Regions from separate parts of the Homo sapiens genome. Here region 2 is linked to region 1. Evidence: read pairs that join two places in POLR2A ChIA-PET (ENCODE). Cell type or tissue: CD4-positive, alpha-beta T cell. All regions are shown on one strand.

Region 1 (4,000 bases):
CCTATCCAGGACCACAGTTTGTGTAGCAAGGATGGGGTGGGAGAAGCTGGCATTGCTTAGGGATGAGAACAGTGGGTGAGGCGTTGTCCTAGACAGGGCAGAGGGAGCAGGGGTTCTAGTGAGGCGAAGGAACAGGACTGCAAGGATTAGAGGAAATGGGGAGAGGGCTCCTGGCTGGTGTAACTCACCAGGCACTTCCTGGCCATCGTCTCTCCTGGCCCTGGTGTTTGCCAGGCTGCCCTCTCCGCCCTGCCCCCTCACCCACCTGGGGTCCCTAAACTTTCCTACCCAGCTACGGAATCTGGTCTTCCCTTTGTTTTCAGAGCAAGCACACTCTGCAGAAAGGCTCTTCTTTTTTATTTTATTTATATATAATTTTTTACCCAAACAAAGCTAAGACAGGCTCTTCTAAATGAAATGCATTTCTGGTAAACAGCCTGGGAGTCCTAGGTCTGACTTCTCATGCCCGCTCTGTTTTCGCTTAGATCCTCTGAGGAAATGCTAAGGAGCACAGAGATAGGGATGGCTGGTCTTTGAGTGCTCCAAACATAAGGTTGACCCCCCACACGTCCACCCCGCCTCAGCTGCTGCTCCCTGCTTTCCACCTGACATTCTCCATGCCCTCTCCCTGGAGGACTAGGAACTTTGAGGGCGGGACTAGAAGTAGATTCATTTTCATATTCCTGCAGTGCACACACAGACTTGGCGAATGTCAGGAAGAATGGGAGGAGAAAGCCAGAGGGGGTGGGAGAGCATGAAAGGATTGTCATGGAAATTAGCGAAGAGGAGAAGCCACTTGAAGTGAATTTGTTTTCAGTGAAACTTGGCCAGGATACATCCTAGCAGTTGTGTGAGACCTTCCTGCTTAACTGGGCCCACCTGGGTCGGTCATGGCCTACTGTAGTGGGTGGGGGAATGGAGCCGAGTAAGGCACTGGATGTGGCCTCCATTCTCTCCAAGCACCTCGGGTCAGAAGCCCCTCTGCCGGGATCCTTCCAGAACAGTAATGTTTTAGCAGTGAGGTGTAAAGGTAAGCCCATCTCTTCTAAGAGTTGAGCTAGGTGGAGCTGTCACTTTGGTGGGAAAGTGAAGACAGATTAGGACAGTATTACTAAGATTACATCTAATACATGATCGCATTCTTGTTTTTCCAGATTTATCAGCAAGACTGTTGAACGCATAACTGCCCAAGATGCCTGTCCCTCCCCCTCCAGCACCCCCGCCGCCCCCGACGTTTGCACTGGTGAGTGTCTCCTCCCCAAACACTTTCTATGCATAAAGCAAGCCAAATGAAGCCAAAACCTGGCGTGCATGTGTTTGTATTAAATGTGTTTGCATTCTGGCTCACATGTGATACAACAGGCTTTCCCAGTGCCCAGGGTAAGCCAAATCCTGAAACCCAGCAAATACAAACAACACGAAGGGTTTTGTTTGTTTAAGGTCTCGTGTGATGGATAGTACAAGGGTGGAATGTGGCTGATGAGGTGTTTTCTGCCGCATCTGCGCAGGGACATGTGCTGGCCCAAGATAGGGTTTGCAGGATCAGTTCTGAGACCAGTGTGCACTGTTTTCATTCAGATGAACTCAATGTCTGGCCTTTAACTTCTGGGCTGGACGGTCTAGAAACCCAGGTCTCTGCCTGCAGTGCATTCCATTAAAGTGTCTTCCGGTCTCACTCCTTTCTTTTTTTCTGCCTTTTCCCCTCTTCTTCCCAATCTGTTTTTGACAAATATCTCCCTCCACCACCTCTGCCATACACATTCACATCCTCCTTTAAATCTATACTTGCATTTAGGCATTTAGATGTTTATTTCCTGAAAGAATTTCTTCAGTGGATTCATCCTGGTCTTTTTTTTTTTTTTGAGTCTCGCTCTGTCACCCAGGCTGGAGTGCAATGGCACGATCTCAGCTCACCGCAACTTCCACCTCCCGTTCAAGTGATTCTCCTGCCTCAGCCTCCCAAGTAGCTGGGACTAAAGGCAAGCACCACCATGCCCAGCTAATTTTTGTATTTTTAGTATGGACGGGGTTTCACCATGTTGGCCAGGCTTGTCTTGAACTCCTAACCTCAGTTGATCCACCCACCTCGGCCTCCCAAAGTGCTGGGATTACAGGCGTGAGCCACTGTGCCCGGCTCATCCTGCTCCTTTGATAGACCTCTTTGGGGAAGTTAGTGTGCCCTCTTCAGGAATTTGGCAACTCTCCACTTGGTCATATGGAAAGGCCCCAAGATACGCTCTGTTACAAAGCCCTCTCCAGCTTGTGAAGCCTTCACTGAGGAGGAGCCTCACACTGATGGTTCCTTCATTTTCACCATTTTCACATGGGGAAACTGAGGCTTGGAGAGAAAGTTTCTTGCCCCAGGTTTCCATGAGACACATTTATATAACTCATCTGAGGTTGAAACCTAGTGAGAAGAACTGCCTATTAATTAGCTTATTGTTACTCAGAGTGTGGCCTTCCAACTGCTTTTTAAGAGTCCCCAAAGTGATGAGGACAAAAGTTGAAAGTAAGCATTTAGAAGCATTTCTAGCAATTTGACAGTAGTTTTCTGTTTCTAAGATTGGATGTTGTGTGTCTTTTTTAAAAAACTAATTCATTTTTCTAATAATTCATTGTTATTTTACAAAAGCGTCAGTTCCTGATGAAAATATTTTTCAAAAGACTGGTCCTTGGCCAGGCGTGCACTTTGGAAGGATAACTTGAGCCCAGGAGTTCGAGACCAGCCTGGGCAACATGGCGAGACCCCCATATCTACAAAAAAAATGTTAAAAATTAGCCAGCCAGACATGGCGGTGCGTGCTTATAGTCCCAGCTACTCTGGAGGCAGAGATGGGAGGATTGTTTGAGCCCAGGAGGTCAAGGCTGCAGTGAGCTGTGATTGCACTACTGCACTCCAGCCTGGGTGATAGAGCAAGACTCTGTCGCAAAAAAACAAAAAACAAAAAAAAAGTTGGTCCTTCACATGGGTAAGTTTGAGAACCTCCAATCTGGCTTACATAGCAGGATTCATTTATCCATGTTTCCCCAAAAGTGTGGGCTATAGTGAACTGACTTAATAAAAAATATTAAATAAATAACACAGGTGGTATGAGAAGATGACAAAAATCATGAATCTTATACCAGAATGCTTGAAGTTTGGGAAACCTTGCTTATCTTATCAACTCATTTCTATCCGTTGTTACCTAATTCAAAGCAAGATTTTGGATAAATAGAATATAGAGATGAAGAAAGGGAAAAGGTGGGTTGGTGGCCATCATAGAACACTGCCCTTGTGAAACAACATAATTAAGGGCCCTGAACATGAGAGAAGTTAGCACCCAGGGAGGTCAGCTGTCAAAATAAATTTTGAGGCAGAACAGGAGGCTACTGAAGGTTGCTGACCCAAAACTGTTAAGAGATCCAGTGTGACACATCACTTAACCTCTCTAGGCCTCAGAGTTTTTTCATCCTTAAAATGAAGACAGCAGGTAATGTTAAGAGCTCTTTTCCAGGACATCCAAAGTATGTTAAGTTGAAAACAAACAAGTTGCAGAACAATAGAGGAGAATCCCATTAGCAAAAGCAAACTGTGTATGCAGAGAGCATTTCTGGAAGGACAGCAGAGAAACTTTTAACAAGCATGCTTCAGCGGTGTGTTGGGGCTGGATGGGGAGGGGCATTTTAGAGCCCACATTTATCCTTCTATCAGCTTGTAGGGAAGGCTCTTGACTGCCAGGGTTTGAATCCCAGCTCCTCCTCAACTAACTAGGTGCCTGGGGCAAATGATTTAAACTCCCTATACCTCAGTTTCCTTGTCTGTAAAATGGAAATAATAACTCACAGGGTTGATAAGGGCTAAATGAAGTAATACACATAAGGTGCTGAAAACAGTGCCTGGCACAGAGTATATGTTAACTATTATTATCATAAGCAAGTAATACTTCATCATTTAGTTATTTCAAGATGCTTCCAACTTTACCACTGCAATTCTGGTTAGCCTACTTCAGGGTTTTTCTGA
Region 2 (4,000 bases), 170 kb before region 1:
AACCTAGTTTCTATTAAAAATACAAAAATTAGCTGGGTGTTTGGTGGGTGCCTGTAATCTCAGCTACCTGGGAGGCTGAGGCAGGAGAATTGCTTGAGCCCGGGAGGTGGAGGTTGCTGTGAGCCAAGATTGCACCATTGCACTCCAGCCTGGGTGACAAAGCGAGATTCCATCTCAAAAAAAAAAAAAAAAAAAAAGAGTAGTAGGCCCCTTCCCTAACCTGCTTGTCGCAGTAATGAGTCGCTGGAGGTGTTTTATGTAAAATTCCTGTGTTTTTTTTCCCCAACATAGTACATCAGGGAGGTGATAGATGAAGATTAACATTACAAATACTTGTGAGGGCTGGAAAAATAATCTGGGATGCAGTGGACCCATGTTACCTGTTATTTCTTTAAAACTGTGGGTTCCCACATTCTTTCCCAGATACTCAGATTCAGGGTTTACTTAGAGGGTGTGCAGAACTCTGTATTTTTAACAAGCACCCCAGTGATTCTTATTATCAAATATGGGGAACATTGCAATAGATAAAAAGTGACGCTGCCCGAAACAGAGCTTCTATAATTAGCACCTGAATAATTAACAGCTGTCTCCTGTTAACGTCCCCAAGCAGAATGGAAGGCTCATCTGTCACTTGGAGCCATTTTCCTCTTTTATCCCAATTGTAGTGCAGATGGTGACTTTGCTATTGTCAAGTTCACCAAAGTGCTCCTGCAGTACACTGGCCACATCACGTGGACACCTCCAGCCATCTTTAAAAGCTACTGTGAGATCATCGTCACCCACTTTCCCTTTGATGAACAGAACTGCAGCATGAAGCTGGGCACCTGGACCTACGACGGCTCTGTCGTGGCCATCAACCCGGTAGGTGGTGGCCACATATGATAAGGGTGGTTTCAGGAAAATTGTGATTCGGGTCTCCAACTTTTCCTTGGACAATCATAGGCTCTCAGTACCAGTTAGAACTTAGGAATCATCTAGTTTGATGGTTCAAGTTGATTGGGAAGGGAGAACTAAATGGGAGCTTAAATTAATTTGCTACACCCAGGCTCAGTCTCAAGAATTCTGATGTAATGGGCCTGGGGTGGCGGTAGGGCATCAATATGTTTTAAAGCTCCCAGGTGACTTGAATGTGTAGCCAAAATGGAGAATGCTACTAGTCCAAACCCCCTTATGTCATAGGAAAGGCATCTAAGACCCCAAAGCAGTAGTGTCCCACAGTCCCTCCTGGGTGTGTGACCCACAGAGCTGGAATCTGTGGCCTTGTCACTGCTGATTACAAAACGCTGCCCCTCATCAGGGTGACCTGCCTGGGATTTCCAAACCTCACTTCCTTTCTCAGGAAAGCGACCAGCCAGACCTGAGCAACTTCATGGAGAGCGGGGAGTGGGTGATCAAGGAGTCCCGGGGCTGGAAGCACTCCGTGACCTATTCCTGCTGCCCCGACACCCCCTACCTGGACATCACCTACCACTTCGTCATGCAGCGCCTGCCCCTCTACTTCATCGTCAACGTCATCATCCCCTGCCTGCTCTTCTCCTTCTTAACTGGCCTGGTATTCTACCTGCCCACAGACTCAGGTGGGTGTGGTTGCCATGACTGCTGCTGCTGACGCTGATGGGTCTCGTGCTGCTATTTTGGGGAAGCCAGAAATAATCATGTGCTAACAAACAGGCAGATCGACCCGAACCATCATCATTAGGAGGGTGCATTTGCTGAGTGGGCGTGCGCAGTGGTGAGAGTCACTGTGAGTGGAGCTCACAGCTGGGGCAGACACCCCGAGCGGCAGGGAGTTGAACATGACCCTAGAGATGCACAGTGTAGCTTAGGCTGGTTAAAGTACATTAACCACCAATACCTATTTGCTGAATACCAACTGTGTGCCCAGAAGTGTACTGGGTAAGGCATGTGATCCCAGACACTTCTCATGCCACTTCCACGATGAAGTCACTTTCTATGTACTGACTAATCCTGGTCTTGCCCCTTTACCCACTGCTCACCACTTGAAAATAGATTTTGCATATCTTTTTTTCCAGATGGTGGCATCTTCACACACAAGACCCTACTTCCCAAGTGGCTGTTCTTTCTCACATATCAGCCTAGACAACTTACTTACCTCCTACTGAGTAATCCTATCTGTGACATAATTTTATCAAACAATAACAATCCACCAGAAAGGAGGAAAGGGTACCCATCTGCCTGCCAGCAAGTCACTATTCATAAACAACTTATGGCAGACAAGTTTGAAAAAAAGAAAGATGCTACAGACAGACCTCAAGCTTATGACAGGTAGCAATTTTTATCAAAATGACTTTAAAAAAAAAAAAACCACAAAATCTTAAATCCAACTTGCCAACTAGGAAAAAAGATTATTCATTTACTCATTCAGTGAATATTTGTTGAACAAATATGATGTGGTAGATAGACCGCAGAGAATAAGACAGAAAGTGCCTCACCCCTCAGAGTGCATGTTCCAGTGACTGCATTTGGGGTTTCATTTTTGTTTTTGTTTTGAGACCGGGTCTCACTCTGTTGCCCAGGCTGCAGTACAGTGGCATGATCACGGCTCACTGCAGCCTCAACCTCCTGAGCTCAAGTGACCCTTTCACCTCAGCCTCCTGAGTAGCTGGGACTACAGGCATGTGCCACCACACTCGGCTAATTTTTGTATTTTTTGTAGAAACGGGGTTGCACCATGTTGCCGAGGCCAGTCTCGAACTCCTGGGCTCAAAGATCTGCCTACCTCGGCCTCCCAAAGTGCTGGGATTACAGGTGTGAGCCACTGTGCCTGCCCTGCACTTGTTTTTAAACAAATAATCACAAACACAATTCTTTCAACTTTCTAATCAAATGAAACTTTTTTACATTAAAAAAATAAATAAATAGAGATGGAGTCTTGCTATGTTGCCCAGGCTAGTCTCAGACTCCTGGCCTCAAGTGATCCCCCTGCCTTGGCCTCCCGGGGTGTTAGGATTACAGGCATGATCCACCGCACCAGGCCCTCAAATGAAACTTTTTAAAATAAAAACACTGTCGGGGCATTATGGGAACTAACAAGAGTCTCTATAAACGTTAAATGATTTGTGCTTGAAAAGTGCTTAGGGGCCAGATGCAGTGGCTCACACCTGTAATCCCAGCACTTTCGGAGGCCAAGGCGGATGGATCACTTGAGGTCAGGAGTTTGAGACCAGCCTGGCCAACATGGTGAAACCCCATCTCTATTAAAAATACAAAAAATTAGCCAGGTGTGGTGGCACGTGCCTGTAATCCCAATTACTTGGGAGGCTGAGGCAGGAGAATCGCTTGAACCCTGGAGGCGGAGGTTGCAGTGAGCTGAGATGGCACCACTGAACTCCAGCCTGGGCAACAGAGTGAGACTCCCTCACAAAAAAAAAAAGAAGAAAAAAAGAAAGAAAAGAAAGAAAGAAAAAAGAAAAGCACTTAGCACAAAAATTATGCTTGATAAATGTTGGCTATTATTATTATCATTATTATTAATCAACAAATTTTATATAAGTGGACAAATATTTTGTATTTGTAATTGTATTCTTTTTCACTTTGAAAGGTTTTCCTACCCACCAGGTAGAATTGACAATTTCTTGTTTGTTTCCACTCTTTATCGTATACATACATACATATTCTATATATATTCTAGCATCCGGAAGCAGCCAGTAGGGGACAGCTTCATCATTGAAAGCAGGGTAACACAAGGGTTTCCAGCAGCACCAACAGCAAGGCCAGCCCAGGGAAAGTCCCTCCCAGAGCTTCTCTGCTGCACCTAAGGTGGTCAAGCCTCACAAAACTACCTCAGTGCCATTCGGCCCCTGACCTTCCTGCTGCCAAGTTTGCCCAGCCAAAACTCTCCTGAGATCAAAGGGCCTGCAGAAAAGAGGTGGGGGCTGGGGAAATCCCTGCTCCCTTAGTATGCAAAAAAAACAAAACAAGAAATAAGTGAGAAGACAAACTTCCTCTTATATGAAAATGAGACAGCGAGTGGTGTGAA

What was found. Peaks named below come from ENCODE experiments on the same cell type or tissue, not always from the same donor. Only the 100,000 strongest peaks of a DNase experiment are listed, where the experiment ranks them.
Region 2: POLR2A ChIA-PET joins it to region 1 with 5 read pairs; 2 of 35 experiments call an interaction of 5 or more read pairs at or near these places.

The regions. Positions count from the first base shown.
Region 1 is chr2:174,582,766-174,586,765 of GRCh38, reverse strand. It overlaps WIPF1 (WAS/WASL interacting protein family member 1), which reads left to right. Exons shown (of 8, transcript NM_001375834.1): 2 at 1,155-1,243. The coding sequence starts at 1,193. The region is part of intron 1 of WIPF1-AS1 (WIPF1 and CHRNA1 antisense RNA 1); the gene reads right to left. Among named protein-coding and RNA genes, the nearest start is that of WIPF1-AS1, 9.5 kb to the right of the region's middle. In CD4-positive, alpha-beta T cell, no CTCF peak of the experiment used is centred here; no DNase peak of the experiment used is centred here; H3K27ac peaks cover 1,604 bases.
Region 2 is chr2:174,751,080-174,755,079 of GRCh38, reverse strand. It overlaps CHRNA1 (cholinergic receptor nicotinic alpha 1 subunit), which reads left to right. Exons shown (of 9, transcript NM_000079.4): 5 at 666-861; 6 at 1,340-1,577. Among named protein-coding and RNA genes, the nearest start is that of CHRNA1, 11 kb to the left of the region's middle. RefSeq lists a silencer at 2,366-2,435 and an enhancer at 3,783-3,962. In CD4-positive, alpha-beta T cell, no CTCF peak of the experiment used is centred here; DNase peaks (open chromatin) are centred at 1,639, 2,469 and 3,859; H3K27ac peaks cover 1,499 bases.